Linked DNA regions of Homo sapiens: region 2 is linked to region 1. A link is a loop called in an ENCODE intact Hi-C map of the cell type or tissue named here. Cell type or tissue: natural killer cell. All regions are shown on one strand. Links, peaks and the distances in the headings refer to the core of each region. The heading gives the core; the rest is flanking DNA.

What was found. Peaks named below come from ENCODE experiments on the same cell type or tissue, not always from the same donor. Only the 100,000 strongest peaks of a DNase experiment are listed, where the experiment ranks them.
Region 2: it touches region 1 in a loop (15-fold over the local background); 11 of 110 quality-filtered maps call a loop at or near these places.

The regions. Positions count from the first base shown.
Region 1 is chr19:28,705,106-28,715,300 of GRCh38, reverse strand. It overlaps the pseudogene LOC100420587. Among named protein-coding and RNA genes, the nearest start is that of ERVE-5, 100 kb to the right of the region's middle. In natural killer cell, for the core only: CTCF peaks have their summits at 4,599 and 4,799 (motif pointing right); a DNase peak (open chromatin) is centred at 4,800.
Region 2 is chr19:28,236,444-28,246,638 of GRCh38, reverse strand. No RefSeq gene overlaps it. Among named protein-coding and RNA genes, the nearest start is that of ERVE-5, 370 kb to the left of the region's middle. RefSeq lists an enhancer at 9,655-10,195. In natural killer cell, for the core only: CTCF peaks have their summits at 3,940 and 4,142 (motif pointing left); a DNase peak (open chromatin) is centred at 4,128.

The DNA of each region.
Region 1 (10,195 bases), core at 1,314-9,313:
TCAGCAAGTGACAAAGCCAGCCAGGCCTGTGTCCTTCCCTTCAGGGTGATGAGGTCCCCCAGGCTCCAGGTGGATCCAGAGGTGTCATCTTGAAGTCAGGGACTAGAGTCAAAGCCTTAGACGTCTACCTGGTGTTCTGTTGTACTGTGGCTGAGCTGACACTCAAACCACAAGATGCAGTCCTTCCCACTCTTCTGTCCGCTTTCCAAAAGCAGAGGAGCCTCACCCTGTAGCTACCACCATCCCAGGCCACAAGGACTACTGCCAGACTATTGCTGATGTTCCTGTAAGGCCCCAGGTCTCTCGACTCAGTTGGTGGTGAATGCTGCCTGGCCTGGGACTCACCCTTCAGGGCAGTGGGCTTCCCTCCCTCTGACCCAGGACAGGTCCAGAAATGCCATTCAAGAATCAAGTCCCAGAATTAGGGACACTAATAGCCCGCTGGGTACTCTACCCTGCTGTGGCTGTGCTAGTACCTAAGGTGAGAGACGAAGTCCCCTTTACTTTTCCCTCTGCTTTTCTCAAGCTGAAGGAGACTTGGCCTGTGGCCCACCACAGCTGGGAATGTGCTGAGTCTCCCCTGAAGCCAGCAAGTCTCAGTGGCTCATCAAGGCCCTTGACGTAGTACCTGGGTATAGCTGCTGGTTATTCAGGGTCCAAGGGGTCTTCAGTTGGCAGGCGATGAATGCTGGCAGGACTGGGTCCTTTCCTTCAAAGCAGTGGGTTCCTTGTAACCCAGGATGTGTCTAGAAATGTCATTGGGGGTTGGGAGTTAGGGCCTGGAATGCGGCATGGGGAAGCCTCACAACTCTGGCTGGTGACCTATCCTGCTGTGGCTGAGCTGGTATCCAAGATGGAAGATGAAGACCTCCCCACTCTTCCCCCTCCTCTTCTCAAGTGGAGGGATGGGGTCTCCTTTAGAGCTGTGAGCTGTGCAGTCTGGGTTTAGGGGAGGGGTGATGCCAGCACTCCGGTAGACACCCCAGCTGATGTCTCAGTAGGTTGTGTGCCCCCACCAAGTCCACTGTGTCTCTGTGTTTCTGGGCCCAGTTCAGCCCTAGGACTCACCTAAGAGTCGCAGTCCTTATGGCCTAGTGTGCCTGTCAAGTTTACTTAGAGACACAAAGTGCTTTAGCCCTCAGTGGCAAGGTTTGCAGGATCTCAAGTTTGGACTGCTGGGATGAGTGATTCCGCTCTGGCTGGGGCTGGTTTAAATGCCGCCTCCATAGGTGAGTGTCAGCTGAGTTTGGTCTAGTTTTCCTTTCTGCTGTGGCAGGACAGCTCAGTTTAATGCCTTACAATTGCAGTGCTCTCCCTCCTGCAGCACCCAGATATGCTCTCTGTACCACACAGGATGGTGGGTGAGGGGTGGCATCGGCGATTCAAGACTGTTTTTTCTATCTCTTCCATGCCTCTTTTCAGTGATATGAAGTTAAAACCAGGTGCTATAGGTGCTCACGTGATTTTTAGTTCTTACCAAAGAACTGGATAGTTGTTAAATTGGTGTCCTTGCACAGAGAATGATCAGAGGAGCCTTCTTTTCCACTACCTTGCTCTGCCTCCTCCATTCCCATCTTAACACACTCTCCTCTCAGCCTCTACGACAGCACTATTCATTTGGTGTCTCACCGGCTTGGTTTTCTAGTCATCTTGCCTAGCTCTTCTCTCATGCTCTAACTTTTTAGAGTGTTCGAGTTACCAAGGGATCAATCCTATTACTCTTCTTTTTCTCATCTACTCTACCTTGGAACCACATTATAATAACTTGGGGATTTTCCTTATAGACACATCCAACCACTACATGAAGAAGGAATGATAGAATATCCATATTTTGTAACCACTAATGAAATAAAGGTTGTAGGCAGTGATCCTCAATGACTGCTGTAATCTTTAGGTGAAAAACTAATAGAGAACTTCATAGTGGGTGAATCAGGCTGACAACACCTGAATCCATTGATCAGTCTTAACCTCACAAAAAGAGATGGCTAGGCGTTATAGAAGTCTTCACTTACTGTTGTCGACAGGTTCTTGGAAACTTCAACTTTAAGCGAAATTACAAAACCAATGTTACCATAGGCTAATAGATACAAACAAAAGTTAAAGTTCCTATGGCCTATTTCTGGTCACAAAAACATCACCAAACTTCTAAATAAAGACCAAAAACAATTTTAATCTTGAACATTGAAATAAATGTGAATCCTGTATACATATAAGAAAGATTATAAAAACAAAATAATTATTTACCCAATTTTTGGTGAATCAGTGAGTCACGGCAGTCATGGTGGTGGTTGGTCAAATTGAGGAATAAATGTCGGCAAAGTAAAAATTGTAAGGAGTACCCTTTACCACCACGTGGTTCAAACCGTCACCAACTTGATGGACTCGCTGAGTGATTTTATACTGCATTGTTTATTGTTGTGCATTTGTATGATTATTGTCTAATTTAAGATTTTTTATTTGACAATAATTCATATTCATTCTTTCATTTTCCAACCTGCTTATTCCAGTTCAGGGATGCAGGTGGCCAAAACCTATCATGGCAGCTTAGGGTGCAAGATAGGAACCAGCATGAGACACAATGCCACTTCATCCCAGGGTGCACTCACACCCACACTCAGACTGGGACGATGTCGACACACCAGTTCAGCTAGCATGCTCATCTTTCGTATGCACATCTTTATGATGTGGGAAGCCAGAGTACCTGTAGAAAACCCATGCAGACATAGGAAAAACATGAAAACTCCACACAGACTGCGACTATGGCCAGGAATTGATGTTTATTCCCTTATATAGTGAAAGGCATTCAATGAAAGGCTGATATTAGAGGACTTGCTATATGTGCTTCCCGATGCAAGTACATCATACCTCACTTGAAGTATTCCTGCCAAAAAGTCTTTCCTGAAGCCCATCAAGCTCTAGATCTTACTATCAGTTTACTAGAAAGGAAAGAAACAGAAAAACATGTTAAATGACCCCATGGATAAGTAATCAACAAAATTCAGTGTGTGTGAAACTATTAAATAAATTACAAGGGTAAAAAGAGCAAGGGGTAATGTATAGAATAAAAGTGATTTAAGAGACGCATCCATTAAGGGCCACAGCTGGCCTTGTTTGGATCCTAATTTGAACAAGTCAACTGTAAAACAACAACAGCAAAAGAGAAAATTAGGAAAATTTGAGTACTGACTGGATATTTGGTAATATTAAGAAATTAAAACTTTTTTGGCATAAGGATTTATTTTAGAGCTACATACTAAAAATTTGTGAATGATTTGATACATCTGAGATTTGCTTCAAAATAAGCCAGGGTCAGGATGATGAGAGGAGAGGAGCAGAGGGTAGGTTGGTGAGGTAGAGATGAAATAAGATTTCTCCCAAGTGGGTAATTCTTGAAGTTGGCTGATGGATACATGATATTCATGATACTATTTTATCTGTTGTATGTTTAGAATTTTTTGTAATAAAAATTTGTTAAAGTGCTTAGAGAGCTTTAAAAAACATGTGAATGCTAACCCCCTTCCCTCCGCAGATATCTGATTTATTGGTCTGGGATAGGGAATCAATTTTTTAAAGTATCCCGGGGGACCCTAATGTGCAACCAGGGTTGAGAACTGCTGCTTTATATTATGTCCCTAGATGATCTCATTTACTGCTTTAAAACTATTAATATGCTGACACCTCCCAGATTTATGTCTCTAGCCCTGACCTTTCCCTGGATCTCTGGGCTTGTATATTTCTCTGTACATTTGACGTCATTACTGGGAGGTCAGATAGGCATCTCAGCCTGAACATGGCAAAGACACAACTCTTCATTTTGAACCCCAAACCTGTTTCTCTCCCAGTGTTTTCTATCTCAACAAATGGAACTACTACCTGCCCAGTTAGAGATGGTCAATAAATACTACTTCTGATAAAAAGAAAGTTTTAAAAAAATGAGTGTTATAGAAAAACCCCTCTAGCTGATTCAAAGAAGGTCTTTATCTTGTGTGACTCAACTGATAACCATAGCAAATATGCAGCATTCTCTGAGATATGAGAATTGCTTTGATTTATTCTTTAGCTCTCATCCCTCCAGAATCCTAACATTTGGAGCCAGTGATTAAATTTGAATGATATTAAGTTATTTTTCAGGTTTTTCTACCAGAACATTTGGAAGAGTTGGGATGAAGAAAAGGATGATGCATATGATTGTTTTGTCAGACGTGTTAAACCTCAATTGAGATTGTGTTTATTACTGACCTTGTACATATTGAAAAAATAGTTACCATGGCTTAATTTTACCTTTGTGAGACACACACATGCGCAATGCACGCACACACACACATACACACACACATACACACGCACATACTCTTACTCCAAGGGCCTATAGACAGAAATAGACCAATATACAAATAGTGCAGCCCCTTTTCAAGTTATTAAATGAAACGAACAAGTGCAGAGAAACCTGCTTTAACTGTTTATAAACTAAGCCTAAAATCAGGAGGTTTGTGAACATCTATTTAATGACAATTGTTTGAAAAACAAAGAACTTATTTGCATTATAGAGACTTTTTTGCTTGAAACTTAAATAATACTTTTTTTTTAAAGTATATGGCTTTACTCTAAGTTCCTATAGTAAAACATACTAGGTTAAACTAACAGATGAATCAAAAATACCTAAACGCATTCTTCTAATTTATCATATTTTGACAAGGAAAAGCTTTTCCGTTCAAAAATACCAAAATTAATCATGCAACCTAAATTAAGTAGTTGTTCTATGCTGATCTTGTTACATGCGACACTTATCTTTCCACTAGATGGTGCTGTAAGACCAGTAATTTTCTCCTGTATTCCTGAGCAGTAAATTAACAGGCAATGCTGCAATAAAATTAGAACTCACACTAAAAAGAATTGTAGAAGGTAATTTGTTTTTCCTATGTGAAAGATGATTTGACATTATATAAGACAAGGCCTTTACATTTTCATGCAGTTTGATTTGATTTAGTAAGTTTCTCTTGGTTTAAATAGTAAATAATAACAAAATTTTTTAAAAAATGAAAATCTGGTTAATGGTTCTACCTGGTTTACAATTATGTATGTCTGATTTCAGCTTTCATAAGTTGACTGTGATTTCTACCTTTCTAATTTTTCTATTGTGCATTTCCTATTTTTCTATAGTGTGTTCAGTACAATCCCAGAACATCAAAAAGCTTGAATATTTTCTAGGTTTGATACACTTGCTCTTAAAGAGCAGTGATTGGTTTTGATTGAAGTAGAATGTAATGGTAGGTAAATATAATGCATATCTGGCAAATTTGATCTGTATGTGGACAAAAAAAATTGTATTCTGATTTGAGAGCCTTGCATGTGTGGACAAGTAATGATCTCCATACATGCCTTGTACATCACTGGCAGATGGGACAGCATAAGGGAGGAATTGTCTTTAGTTACGGAGAAGAAACTGTGGCACTTGATGGAGAAACTGGAATGTTATCACATGTATGCAGACTCTAAAAAGGTTCCTGGGCTAAGATAGGAGTAGAGCTATCAGCAGGCAAGATCAAATCACTGTCTTGATTTTGCACCATGTGGCAAATATTTTTCCTTTCTAATTCAAAACACACTACTTCAGAACTTAGGGGTCTGAAGATGATGTTGGTTCACTGGTTCTAGACTGTAAAGTATCAATCTAATGAGAAGAAATAAGCTAACTTGCATGGATATTGGAAATGCTAAGAAACTTATTTTAAAATTTTAGTCTTAATCTTCGCAACTTAATAGACCAGTGGTTTGGTTCGTAATTTCTTATTTGCAAAGTAGATTTCTAGAGTATCTTTAAATGAGTGTGGATAACCAAAGTAGACAAAATCCTTACTTTTTCAAGCTTTACCCAATCCATTTACTTGGAAAAGCAAGAAAATAAAATCTTCTGTTCATTTTAAATATTGAGTGTTCACCATAATTTGATATGAATTAGGATTTTGTTCAGCTTTCTCCCCTCCCCCCATCTTCTTAAGAGCATGACGAAGTTAAAAAAATAATAATCTAAGACAATAGTTCTCAACCTTGGCTACACATTACATGCTTGGGGAACTTTAAAAAATACCTCTCCACTTTCAGAGGCCCGTTTTTATTGCTCTGGATGTTGGCCTGAGCATCTGTATTTTTGAAAGATCCTAGGTGATTCTAATATTCATCAGAATTGAGAAGCTCTAACCTAAGGCACAGCTAGTTGATATACATTTAACTGAAAAATAAAGCAATTATTTTAAAACTACAGGTAATGGCAATATTTTATTTTATTGTTAAACCCATTAATTTAATATCTATTGACTGTACATTTATAAATTATTTTATTACATTGAGACATACTTTTTGTTCTGTCATTATATTTGAGAATTTATGTAAATGAATAAATTTCAAGTGCCAGTAAGGTGGTCCAGTACAAGGTTATTTTGTGTTAATCATTCTCTAATAATGACAGCATTTTTTTCCCCTCAAAATCTCAAAGGTTTATTTTTTTGAAATCCCCTGGTCTTTCTCTGGGAATATTCAACATAATTTTGTGCCTATATAGTGCTTTAAATGTAAGGAAGGACTAGACAGTTTGAGTCATTTCTAATTTTTGATCCTATAAATATGGTAATCTTTTAAAACATTTTAAAATCACATTCAGATCTCTGAAAAACATGGCAGTCTTAACCATTGTGAAACAATTTACTTCCCTCTATACCCCTACTCCCCAGTTGGCCCTTGCCACCCACTCCTTATTAAGATTTTGAATCTAATATATGAGAAGAAAATAATTTCTTATTAAATAATGATTACAAATTGTACAATATGAACTTTAGGTAATTCTAAAGCACAAATGTTTGGATCTAAGAAAAAACAATTCCTCAAAAGAAGAAAAATTAATGACTTCAATGAAGTGGTGTTTGAAACTTTCAACAGTTACCACTTAGAGTACTATTCAGAGAGACTTAACATGTACCTGAGTTATAAAGCACTTTTCTTAGTGGGTCTTTGAGGACTCCATGGGCTTTCTTAATGAGAAAAAATGTGTCTGAAAGGCAATGGATTTCAGTTTGCTTTTAAACTCTCAGGGATTATGACATTCTTGAAAACTGAGTTCCTTCAGGACGTGACTACCACAATCTGTTGTCTCAATGTGAGGAGAGTTACAGCAAATTTTTTAATCTGAGAAGCAGTTTGGCAAATTGTAGCTCTGAGCAGGAAAATATCTCCATGGTTGAAGGGTTAAAATTGTATTCAGAGATTGAACAGGTGAAGCAAAAGCTAAAACTCATGGAGAGTCCTTTGTTGAGGTATGTGTGCCTTTGTAATTCTTAGCTAGTTAGCATCTTTTCTTCCTTGCTATCTTACTGAGAACTGTTAGGTCTGTTTGGTTTCTTCATGGTATGTGTTTGGTTATCAGAATTCTAACATCTAAGCAAAGGGTGTCCATCCAGTTGTCAGAAGTTCCACCCATGAGATCTCCTCCACCATGATGACTGGTCTGCTGTGGACCCTACTCATGGACAGGCTTTGCCAGGTGCCTTGGGGGAAGATATAGAAATTCAGGTAAAAGAAGAGTGTCTTGCTGCAAGTGGCTTTTTTCCTTCTGATTCACCATAGGTTTTCATGAATTCTACACAGAGCTTCCCAGAGGTGGTTTTCTGTTAAATAGGAAGTAGTGAGAACCCTGCCTTTCATCAGCAGTAGCCACTTACCAGGCATGCATTAGGTTCAGTCCACTACCAAAGGAGATGCTTCAGCGTGCAGTGTTGGCTCCATTTTCAGAGTGAGACATGAAGGCACTTGGAATAATACTCGAGTTGCTTTGTGGGGTTGTATATTTGTCACTTTGCACACTGCCTATAAATACCTGATAAAGAAAAGAGGTTTAATTGGCTCACAGTTCTGCAGGTTATAAGGACACATGGCAGGGGAGGCCTCAGGAAACTTACAATCATGGCAGAAGGTGAAGGGGAAGCAGGCATGGCTTAAATGGCTGGAGGAGGAGGAAGAAAGAGAATGAGGGTAGGTGCTACATACTTTTAAACAACCAGATCTCATGAGAACTCTGTCATGAGACAGCACTAGGGGGATGGTACTAAACCATTAGAAACTGTCCCCATTACCCAGTCACCTCCCACTAGGCTCCACATCCAACACTGGGGATTACAATTGAACATGAGACATGAGACTTGGTTGGGGACAGAGATCCACACCATATGTGGGTGTATATTTGCAAATATGTTGTTGTTTTCTAGTTCTTCGGTGATCCATTATCTGTTATAAATGCCTGCTATGAAGGTGACACTGTTATCGTTTGTCCTGACCATTTTGTGGTATGTGGCATAATGGAGTGCAGTGTTGACTCCATTGAGTTGGAAGGTGGGTATGGAAGACACAACCAAACTCTCATGCATGACATGATTAAGTAAACAATAAATGACTGTTCTTGTCAAAGCTCCAAGAATGTGATTTCAACCTATTTCACTTCAAATGAATTATTGAATTGCCTTGAAACATTAAAGGCATTGGAAGCTTAAAAGGAGTTGACCCAGTTTTTGAGTAAGTGGACTTGTGGTTCTTTGTAGCAGTGTATATGTTGGGAAGATACTTACAGGGCTGTATAGAAAAAAGACCATGAGGAAGAAGCAAACTATACAGATCGTAGGTGATTTATGGAAAGGATGTCAAATTTCTAGAATTAAAAAAAAAAGATTCCCAACAATATTATTTTTAATTTCAGTATTTTTTAGTTTGTTACTTGCTCTTATCTCATAGATATTGTGATATCTTAGTGCATGGCTGTTTGTTTTTTGTTTTAAATTTAGCTTATTTTTGTGAGAGATATGGTGAAGGGCGTTTTACTTGAAATTGGTATCAAAAATTATCTTAATTCTCTAAAAGTTTGCTGAGTGTCACAAATGCTACACTTTGTGTCTTGACACAGTATACTTTTGAAAACGTTAATGTTGAAAGATTAATATTAAATATATAATAGTTAATAGATAACTATTATCTGCTTTAATAGATATCTTCAATATCTATTAAAAATAACTTTTCCAGTTATAATCTTTTTGTTCATTTGGAGTAATTCCTAAGTTCAGATTACTTTACAATTGTTCATCTTGGTCTTGTATATTTCCGTAATGTGTCAAATTTAGTTGTACCTATTCAACTATTTACCAAAACTGCTACAAGTTAGCAATGAAGCTTGTAATGCAAAAAAATCATATATCATTTTGGGACTTGTGCAGCTGTTCACTAACTGCTTAAGCTGTGTTCTTGATCTTTATCTTGTCAAAACTTCTTAATGGAAGCAAGGCTGGGAGTTTAATTTCCTGCTGTTCACTAGTACATCATCTCACTCCCTTTTTTGTTTTATGTTTGTTAATTTTGTTCTTTCTCCTCTCCAATACTTGATTTATAATAGATGTGTATGTATAAGTAACACATGTGCAGGATAAATCACTGCAATAAAAACACTTTATTTTTTGGCAGAGTAAAAATAACATTCATATTATAAATTGTATAGTAGATAAGAGTTCTTAGATTGGTGAGGAAATTACAATGTAATTGCCAGAGTGTCATAAATAACCTATCAAATTCTGATAGTTGAGTGTAAAAATGACTGTAAATTTACTAACAGAGGACATTTCTGAGAATTGAGGAATCAAATGGTATCTCTGGTGTGAATATATGGAGCACTAGCTTATGAGTAAATTAAAGCTTATCTGATAGTAATCTATACCTAACACTTAAGAGATATATTGAGTACCTACTATGTGCAGGGTATTAATAGTACTTATGGTTGGGCTTCTCTTTCTTTAGAAAATCTGTTCACTTTAGGTAATGGCTTTATGTTTTAAATTGATAAGAATACGTAATTTGTGTAAAAATCTGTTTTTTCTTCAATATGCAATTCTTTTTCTATTTATAATTTTTCTGATGCTAAAAAAACAATGGTTATTGTAGAAAATATTCAAAGTACAGGCAGACACATACAGAATCAGAAACAAAATTACTCACTGTTCAGTCATTTCTAGTCCACCCTGGTAGCATTCCAGTGTATGGAGTCATCTTGCCTTCTCTAGTGCCCCCAGAGGCTTGTCTGTACCCTTCAAGTATGGATAAGTTCAGTGGCTTTGCCTGTTTACTGCAGTTACTGCTTTCATGTACTCAAGGACTTATCATTAGACAA
Region 2 (10,195 bases), core at 861-8,860, 470 kb after region 1:
CAGACATTTTTCTAAGGAAGACATGCAAGTGGCCAACAAGTACAAGAAAAGGTACCCAATATCATTAACCATCAGGGAAAAGCAAATCAAAAACCATAATGAAATATCACCTCACACTTGGTGAGTTGGCTGTTACCAAAAAGACAAAAGATAAGAAGGATGTGGGGCAAGCACATGGAGAAAAGGGGACGCTTGCGCACTGATCATGGGAATGTACATTTGTACAGCTATTATGGAAAACAGTATGGAAGGTCCTAAAAAATAGAACTACCATATGATCTGCAATCCCACTTCTGGGTATACACCCAAAAGAAAAAAATCAAAGATATATCTGCACTCCCATGGCTATTGCAGCATCATTCACTATGGCCACGTTATGGAATCAACAACCTAAGTGTCTAGCAATGGGTGAATGGATATAGGGAATGTGGTATTTATATATGATGGAATATTATTCAGCCACACAAGAAGGAAATCCTGCCACGTGTGATAACACGGATGAACCCCAAAAAGACTGCTAAGTGAAGTAAACCATTTAGTTACTTTTTTTGTGGAGAGACACTTAAGATCTCTCTTAAATCTCAAGTAGACCATGCAATATTATTAACTATAGTCACCATTATTCTCATAACTGATGGTTTATGCCATTTGACCAACTTCTCCCTATTTTCCCCACCCTTCAGTCCCTGGTAACCACTGTCTGCTCTTTGTTTCTGTGAGTTTGACTTCTTGAAATTCCATAATATAAGTGAGATCAAGCAGTATGTTTCTTTCTGTGTCTGGCTTATTCACAGATCAGGAAGCTGACTTAGAGATACAATGTGACTTAAGTAAGGCCAAGTGGCTCTTGAGCGGTGGAAATCGAATCTGGTCCTCAGGTCTGTACACTTACCCACTGCTCTATGCTGCCTGCCATGACTTCTAGTGCCTCTTTCTCTTCCTGGAATTCTCTAAGCACCCAGCCTGGCCCTTCTGTCTCCTTTGTACCTGCTTATCCCATTACTCAAAGGTCAAGATCATGGGATGCATCTGTGAGCATCTGTGAAGTTCTGGGAATTTCCATGTGCTTGAGGGATCCAGTGGCTGTTATCATCTGTGGTGCCTGAGAACTGGGAAGAAAAGACAGAAATGGAATGAGTGATGTCACCGAATGCTTGCTTAATGTCTGCCCATGTTCACAGCTCAGGATGAGGACTTTTAGTTGACTAACAGCTTCGATTTCCAGAATAAAATATCTAGTGATTGTTTGAACTGCGAAATCCTCATTATGTGAAATGCCAATTCGAAGCCCCAGCGTGTTACCTTCTCCTGGACAGTAATGCTTCTGAACAGAAAGGGCATCTTACTCGAAGTGAGCATGCAATTAGTCTTGACAAAAGAATTGAAAATGAAATCCTAATTTGTGCTGTGTTTATCGATCTGCACTGCTGTCTTTGCTGCAGCCTTGGAGCTTGTCTCCATCAGCACCTTCTTCCCAGGGACAGCTCTTTTTATGTTGAACATGGTCAGGCCTAATTGGAGTCTTGCTGTTGGTCTCCCAGAGCTTCAGGAATCTCAGTTCAGCCTCAGTTGGAACAAGGGAGTTGGGTTACCCCAACAGTACTTTGGAAAATGAATCATGGTGGTTGCCGATATTTTCGTTGGCATTTTTTCAGAAAGAGCCAGTGCCATGGCACTAGGAAGGGCCCCTGCTGAATAGCAAAGGAGGAGGCAGTCCTTGTAGAGAGACCAGGCGGTAGGACAAAGTTAGGGTTTGCTTTATGGTTTCCCCTTCCCTCTGTTTCTAGAACTCACACAGAGAGTTTGGACCCCTGAAAGTGATTATTCTTTTGCTTGGGATGATTTTCCCAGCATGTGCATAACTGACTGTGTCTCATTATTCAGGTCTCTGCGCAAGTGTTGCATCCTCAAAGAGGGCTTCTCTGGCAGTCCTATATAAAGTGTCTCTACTTTCCTGGGCATTCTTGTTCATACTTTCTCATTTTATTTACTCATGTAATTTGTTATTCTGTAAAATTACCTCATTTATTTTATGTCTCTCCAGCTAGAATATATGTTCCATGAGGTCAGAGACTCGGTTTTGTTTTCTGCTGTCTGCTGAGCATAACGGGTGCTCTATAGGTGATTTTTTAGTGAACGATTAAGTGAGCGAATTAATGAAATCCATTATAGAGGCAGCTAATCAGGTGGGCCTTCCCTCTGTTTTAGCTGGCAGATTTTAAGAGTGAAACCCAGAATATCTCTTCCAGAAAAGCCTAAGATGAAGCAAGGTTTGAATAAAGTCAAGAGGGATAGAGCTTGGTGGTGAATAAAAGGAGACTTTTACTGCTTCTCTCAACTTCAGCTGAAAATCTTTCCTGAGGCAACATTGTCAAGCCCATTACTTGGGTTATTTCACAAGTCATCAAAGGGTCTGCCATTGATCTGGGTTGTTGGGAGACTAAACAAATGCAATTCCCTAATTGGCTTCTAGATGGAAACTGCATTCAGCCCTGAGCTGAGAGCGATTTATCTTGTATGCAGGACAGTGGTGCGGAGAGGAGGAGTAATGGGCTAGCATCGGAAAGGGATAGATTGAGTTTAGGTGTTTAGAAATAACTGTTTTGTCAGATAAATCAGGCAGTGGGGCGATCTGATTAACGATCACAGAATAATCATTTGGTGCTTTAAAAGAAGCTAGAAATACTGAGAGAAGAGAGAATAAGAAATTGAGGGACAAGACGAGAAAAAGTTTTCTTATTCTGCATTGTTCCCACCATCCACTTGGGGCCACCCGCAAGTAAAAGAGAAGCTGTGTTCACACACAGATGAGTTTAAAAGGGTGAGAAATCTCACTTGAAACTAGCATTAAGATGCATCTTATGCTTTAAAAAATTTTTAATTAAGGTATAATGCATGCAGCAAACTTTGTAAAGTGCACTAATTTTAAATGTACAGCTCAATTAATTTTTACGTCTAAAATCATCAACCAGACAAGACATAAAGCATTTCCAGCTCCCCAGAAGAGTTCCTTTTGCCTCTTCCCAGTTAACATCTCCCAGAAGTAGCCACTGTCCTGAATTATACCCTCATACATTATGTAGTCTTTTGAACCTGGCTTACTGTGTTCAGCTGTGAGAACAATGTCTGTGTGATTTATCCATGTTATTGTGTTTCTTAGCAGTTTATTATTTTTAATTTCTGTGTCATATTCCATTGTATAAATATACGAAATTTATTCTCTTGCTGATGAACATTTGGATTGTTTCCAATTTTTGGCTATTATAAATATATTTAAAATAAATGTTTCCAATAAATGTTGGAAATATGCTTGGATATTTTCTTGACTCTTTGTGGGTGGCCAGGAGGGTTGAGGATTGGAACTTGGAACCAAAGTCTCTGAAATAAAGTTCGAATCAATCATACCCTCTGGTTCCCAGCAGCCCTCCATATAGCAGAAATTATAATCTCTGGACATTGCACACAGTTAAACAATTTATCTAACCTAGGCAGCCAAAATGTATTCCACTGCAATGATGACAATTCATTCCTCCTTATACATGATGGGTCACAGGCAAGAATGACACCGTAATAGCCAACATTTATTAAACACACATTATGTCCCAAGCCTGTGCAAAACTCCACCTGGGCTACCTCACTCATTCTTATTTACAGATTACAACATAGGCAGTATTTTTATCTCTTTTTAAAGATGAGAGGCTGTAGAAAAGATCATTCAAATGCAAAGTACTAAAATAATATAAAAACTTAAATCCTTTAATAATGATAGACTCAAAAACAGTAATAATTTAAAATAGATGGAGTGGACAGGGTGTGTTAGGACAGGGTTAGCCATCAAGGAGTCTGTCCCCGGATAAGATAGGCCTTGGGCAAACAGCTCTATGGCGGGTGTTCCAGTGTAGCTTCCTCTTTGTAGACTGACTAGCTATATAGGGGAGTAGTTCGCAGGCTCAGGGATGTCTGCACATGCATGAGTTGGGTGCTTCACGAAAATGCCAGTTCCTTGGTTACGCCCTAAGGTGACTGAACCAGAATTTTGGAGGATGGCTCTCAGGCATCTTGTTTTTAACATGCACCCCAGATGATGCTGATGGGTAGCCAGGGTGGATGTCTCTAGAGCCCCCTCTAGCGGTGACTTTTGAAGAAAGTCTTTGCCATTGTTGTCTCATCTGTTCAACTTGTGGGTGATTGACTGGGCCTTTGAATGCATTGACCAGATGACTTTATGTCACAAAGCCTTAATCACTAACTTTATATAAATCTACTTTCACAAATAATATAACCGTTCAATTCTTTCTGTGATGGCTGCTTTTATTTCCACAAAAATCAAGACAACAGCACATCTAATTAGACTCACAGAATGCTCAAGAGTTTGGGTCATGTGTTTTGGCTTTTGAAATTTATCTTTTTAATTTTCAGTGATAGAGATAGGGTGAGAGGAGCATACTTTTTTTTAGAACCTAATTTTTGACTTTCTAAGTTCAAGACTCATTATGACCCAGTTTTTCAGGGATCAGTAATGATACAGTGCTTACATTTCATAGAATGCCCATATTGGAGATGAAAACATATGCTCCTTTCCTTGCTGCTGTTCTATTTGGAGGGTATTTTATGAAAGTGTCAGGCTGATGAGTAACATATCCTTATCCATATTCAAATTTTCCAGGAAGTTATCTACAAATGGCTTCCAGTAATTTAAAGTAACTTAATGTACTGTAAGCAAAACTCCTTTTCTCATTTGTTTTCTGAAGTGAGAGAAGTATCACCTAAATATTTCATTAATGGGAATCTTACAAAGCTTCCCTGTATCTCAAGAAAGACCAAGGGCTACTGAAGGATCTTGTCCTTGGTCCAAGGGATTTCAGGGGATGCACCTGTCTTCCAGGTGTATCATAAAGGTCAGGAGGTGTGTCTGGAGGTGTTGCAGGGAATGGTCCTTAGCTACTCCAAGCTTCCTTAGCTCCAGTCTGGGGAGCTGGAAAGGCGTCAATCTTGTGCAAGGTGAGTGGAGATGCTCATGGAAACAGTGGAGGAGCTGGTGCTTGAGTGGAAGAGAAAACGGAACACCCTGCATTTGGGTCATGGTCCCAGCACATACTGACTGCACACCCTTGGGCAAGTTATCTAACCTTTTTGTGCATGCACTGATCTATAAAATGTGCATGATGATGATACAGCATCAGCCTCCACAGGGTTGCTGTGTGCACTCCACGGGAATCTGTATAAAGCTCAGTGTCAGACAGCAGTCACTTTTCTTATTGTATCTGGGGCTGCAGACCCTGTGTCTCTTTCCCAGTGGAACTTATAAGTGCTCAGCTGTGATGTTTTTACAATGTACAAATAAGTTGCTGATTTGTTCAGTTTTTGTTTACACTTGGACTTTTATTTATTTATTATTTTTAGAGACAGTGTTCTTCTCTGTTGCCCAGACTGAAGTGCAGTTGCACAATCACAAGTCATTGCAGCCTTGAACTACTGAGCTCAAGCAATTCTCCTATCTCAGTCTCCCAAGTAGTCATGACTGTAGGCACGTGCCATCATGCCAGAAAAATTTTTCAATTTATTTTCTTTTTTTTGTAGAAACAGGGTTTTGCTTGTTGCTTAGGCTTGGATGGTCTTCATAATAAAAACTCCTGGAGCAGGAAGTTTGGAGTGGTTGTTTCATGGAGTGTTGATAACCTGAGTTGTATGATTTAGATGGATGGATAACAGTAGGGGCTTGATGGAATAAAGCCTCTCCAGCCAAACTACTCATCCCTCCACCTTGCCTGTGGGCCCCATATTTCACCATTGTGATGTGCGGGAGTGTGTGGCAGCAGGTGGCAGTTGTCTTGATGAAGCCCAGAGCTACCTGGCAGAATCCTGGGAGAATAAGGTACATGTGTTCTATGGGGAAAATGTGCAGAGACATGGGTGCCATGGAGCTGGGTGTAGCCAGTGAACCAGGAATGGCAGCCAGGTCTGCGGAGACATGTCACTGCCGCAGTCCCTCCAGCCCACACGTTTCAGCTTGCAGGTGCCTGCTAGCCACGTGACTACAAAGGAGGGGCCTCCAGCGTGTCCTTCCAACACTCCTCAGACCTGAAGGATTATTTTTCCTCTCAGCCAATCTTCCCCTTTAGGGGTCCTAAATCTCTTTTAAATTTCAGCTTAGCCAAAACTCTCCAGCATTTAAATACAATTTGAATCTGAATGTCTTGGGACTGGGTCTGTGCTACAGTTACCTCCATTTCTGCTGCCTGTCACTCCCAGCTTCACTTTTCCCCTCCTGCTGACCCTTCTGGGCACTTAACTGGGTTGCCTTTGGGAAGATATGAGTTTTTCCAGGAAACCTTCCCTGCTGCCCCCAAGAATCCAGCGTTTCTTTGGACTTCTGCAGCCTCCTGCGTTTTCCATCAGTGCTTTGCACATCAGTGTTTCTTTAAACCATTTATTAGGAAATAGTTATAGATCAGAGCAGTTGCAAAACAAGTGCAGAGTTATACCCATCTCCCAGCCTCCACCTATGGCAATATTTTATATAACTGTAGTGCATTATGAAAATCAGGAACTTGGCATTGGCACAATGTGCTTAACTACTAGACTACGATGGACAAATAAGTTGCTGATTTGTTCAGTTTTTGTTTACACTTTGGAATTTGTTTTTAATTTTAGAGACAGGGTCTTGCTCTGTGGCCCAGACCGGAGTGTAGTTGCACAATCACAACTCATTGCTGCCTCAAACTCCTGGACTCAAACAATTGACCTGGTCTACTCAGATTTCACCAGTTTTTACATGGACTCATTTTTTTGTGTGTGTGCATGTTTTTGTGCACAGTTCTAGGAAATTTTGTCACCTGTATGGAGATTTGTATAGACATCACCACAATCAAGATACAGAACTGTTCCCACACCATAAGGAACCTCCTCCCCATACTGTCTGTGTCTTAATTTCCTCTTCACCTGTCTGACTTCTCCAGCAGGTGGTCAGCCTGCTCAGAGCAGGGTTCTGCTCACTGCTGAACTTTTTAGGACACAGAGTAGGTGCTCAGAAAATAGGAGTTGAAGAATGAGGGAATGAATCTGGAAGTCTTTCCAGAATGACCTGCGCATGCCAAGCCCTGTGCTGTGGGGGCTTCAGGGAGAGTGAGATGTGGTTTCCTGCCCTCTGGTGGTGGCTGAGGTCCTGGGCCTCTTGCAAGGAGGGGACTGCGGTTCGAAGCCTGGGACTTCCAGCGGCAAACAGGTGGGCCCAATGCCCACTGTGCAAGACAAGCCATTTTCTGCTTCTCGTGTTTGGTTTTAGACAACCCATTTAGGCATCTTGTATGGGACACAGTTGGGGTGCCTGAGATCTTCACTTCTGCCTCACAAGCCTGACTACACTCAGAGCCTGGCACCGGCCCCAGGAAAGTCCAAAGTCATTTCTACCGCTAGGATACAAAGTTGGTGACAAAAAGACACTAGCTGAGGCGCTTCTCAAGCAATTGTGTGGGGTCTTTTTAAAAGATTAATCTGTGCTCACTATTTTCCCAGCCAAATTGTTCAGGTTGGAGAAGCCCCTCTCTTTTCACCACCATCTCCTGCTCCACCTGTTCAAGGTGTCTTTGGATTTTTATCCTGCCTGGGTACATAGAGGACTTTAAAAAACAGACCCAGGAGGAGAATTGCTTTTTGAGGCTTTTGTTTTGCTCTTGCTTATTATTTTCTCCCTGTTTACTTGTTTGCAAATTTGCACAGTTATTGGAAGAAACTTTCTGAGCACAAATCATGTAGGCAAGATTAATTTTGTTCCCCAATCAAATCTATTTCTGTGACAAAAACATTTTAGCTTAGGTTTAAAAGTGTCTGGTGAATAAAATTAATTGCATCAACTAAAGAAAATGCATTCTGTCCAATGCATATAGATATTCTGTCAACAAGACAAATGGACTCAGTAGTAGAAGTATCTCTGTGGGTGAAATGCATAATAATGTAATTACTTTGCCAACAAAATGCTAACTTGCTTTAATCATTCTGTTCACAGTATAATGTAAAGTGATTTAGTGAGTAAAATGAATCCACTACAAATTGTTTTATGGTCATAATGCAGCCCTTTGGTGGACTGTAAATTGATGATAATAATTTTATGGGCAAATGATTTTTCAATTAAAATGTCTTTTTACAGACAGAATGGGAGTGTTACAAATGGCTCCCAATAACCCTGTGCCAAGTCACAGGCAGAAAGTGCTGTCACCTACATTAACCAAGCCTCAATTGGAAAGACTCAAAAGCTCAAAAGGTGATTTATTTTCATCAAATTTGTAATTTCCTTCCCTCCCACTTGAGAAGTATTTTCTTCCTGCCTTTACTGACCCAATAACAAAAATTAAATCTAGCAACCAACCCACCAGTCACCAGCAGCCATGTTTCCTTCCTGTGCCTTAATTGACTATGGCTGTATTGTTCATTAATAAGCTCTTAAACCAGGGCAATTGTTTCTGCTTTCTAGTATGGGCCCCATTATCTCTAGTGCAATAATTATTGCACCCATGAAAATGAAAAATTATTATAGTATAGTGGTTTTGAATTTCAAGCCTATGTTGAAGGAAATAATGTTTTTATGTGGGCTAATTGTCATAATTTCTTTTTAGAAAGGTGCAATTTCTGACCGGTTATAACTTTGCTGTTTCAACATCATAGGTGCTTGGAAACAGCCCCTTCCACAGTGAGTTTGCCTCGGTAGGGAGAAGAGCTGTGCCCTTAAGCAGCCCCATTTGCTCTGCCTCAGGCTGGTCACATGAGTGAAGGGTCCTGGGTGCTCCTCTCTGCCCTTGTCCCACCCAGCAAGGTTGGAAACTTGGTCACCACCATCCTTTCCTCCTTAAGCAAGGCAGCTTCATTGCTTTCGTTGTTGAGAGTTCCACGTTCTTTCCAATTTCCTTTTCTGGAGGCCACACCCACTGGAAATGAAGCAGACATCATTTAAGGCTGCACAGAGAAGGGGAGGTCATGTCAGAGATGGTAGGTGGTTAGTTACGTCAAAGGTGGCAGAATGGTGAGTAAGGGCAGAGACTAAGTCACTAGAGCTACGCTGGGAAGAAGCTGGCCCTGCTTCTTCCTGGCTGTGTAATCTTGAGCCATTCACTCTGTTATTCGTTTTTTTTTTTCCTTTTGAGACAGAGTCTCAGTCTGTTGCCTAGGCTGGAGTGCAGTGGTATGATCTCAGGTCACTGCAACCTCTGCCTCCCGGGTTCAAGCGATTCTCTTCCCTCAGCCTCCCGAATAGCTGGGATTATAGGTGCCCACCACCACACCCGGCTAATTTTTTTTTTTTGTATTTTTAGTAGAGATGGGATTTCACCGTGTTGGACAGGCTGGTCTCGAATTCCTGTCCTCTGGTGATCCACCTGCCTCGGCCTCCCAAAGTGCTAGGATTATAGGTGTGAGCCCTCACCCCTGGCCCATTCACTCTGCCATTCTGAGACTGCCTTTCTGCATCTACAGAGTAGGGATAAATAGTACCTACTTCTAGATTATGGAGAAGATTGAATGAGGTGATGTCTAGAAAGCACTCACATATAGCTGTACACAGTAAGCAATGGCTGTTACTGTCACTGCAGTCACTACCACTCAGCCAGGCCCTGGGAACTATTCGATGGGGAAATAAGAAAAGATATATAAGGCATAGCCCTCCTCTCAGGAAGCGTGATCTAAATGTGGACTTACTGATACAGTGGAGTGAAAGATTCAGATGTTCTTTGCCCTCTTCTGTTTTACCTTGAATCTCAACTTCCTGTGTTTTTGGAACTCACTGGAGTTTCTGACTGCACTCACAGCTCTTGAATTTCCTTCTTCTTTTCTTCCAGGGCAGTCAGAGCCCCTCAAGAGTGGCTGCCCACCCTCACAGCACTGTTCATACCCATAAGAAGAATGCCAGGGGATGGCTCGAGGTATCGCCACTTTGGGCTCCTGAAGTTTGAGTTGAGTTTTACTTTCAGCTAATTGGTGAACATCCCCCTTTCTCCATTCTGGTTCACAGTTGGTCAAATTCAAGATCAGAGGCAGGGCCGCTTCCTGCCCAGGGGGCTCCTTCTGAAGCCAGCTCGTCAGCCTCCATCTAAAGCCAGCTCGTCAGCCTCCGTCTAAAGCCTTCCTTTGCACAACACAGCTGGGCCCCTGGAGCTGGATGGGGCACGCGGCAGGCGTGCCTGTCTTCTCGTAAAAGCACATGATG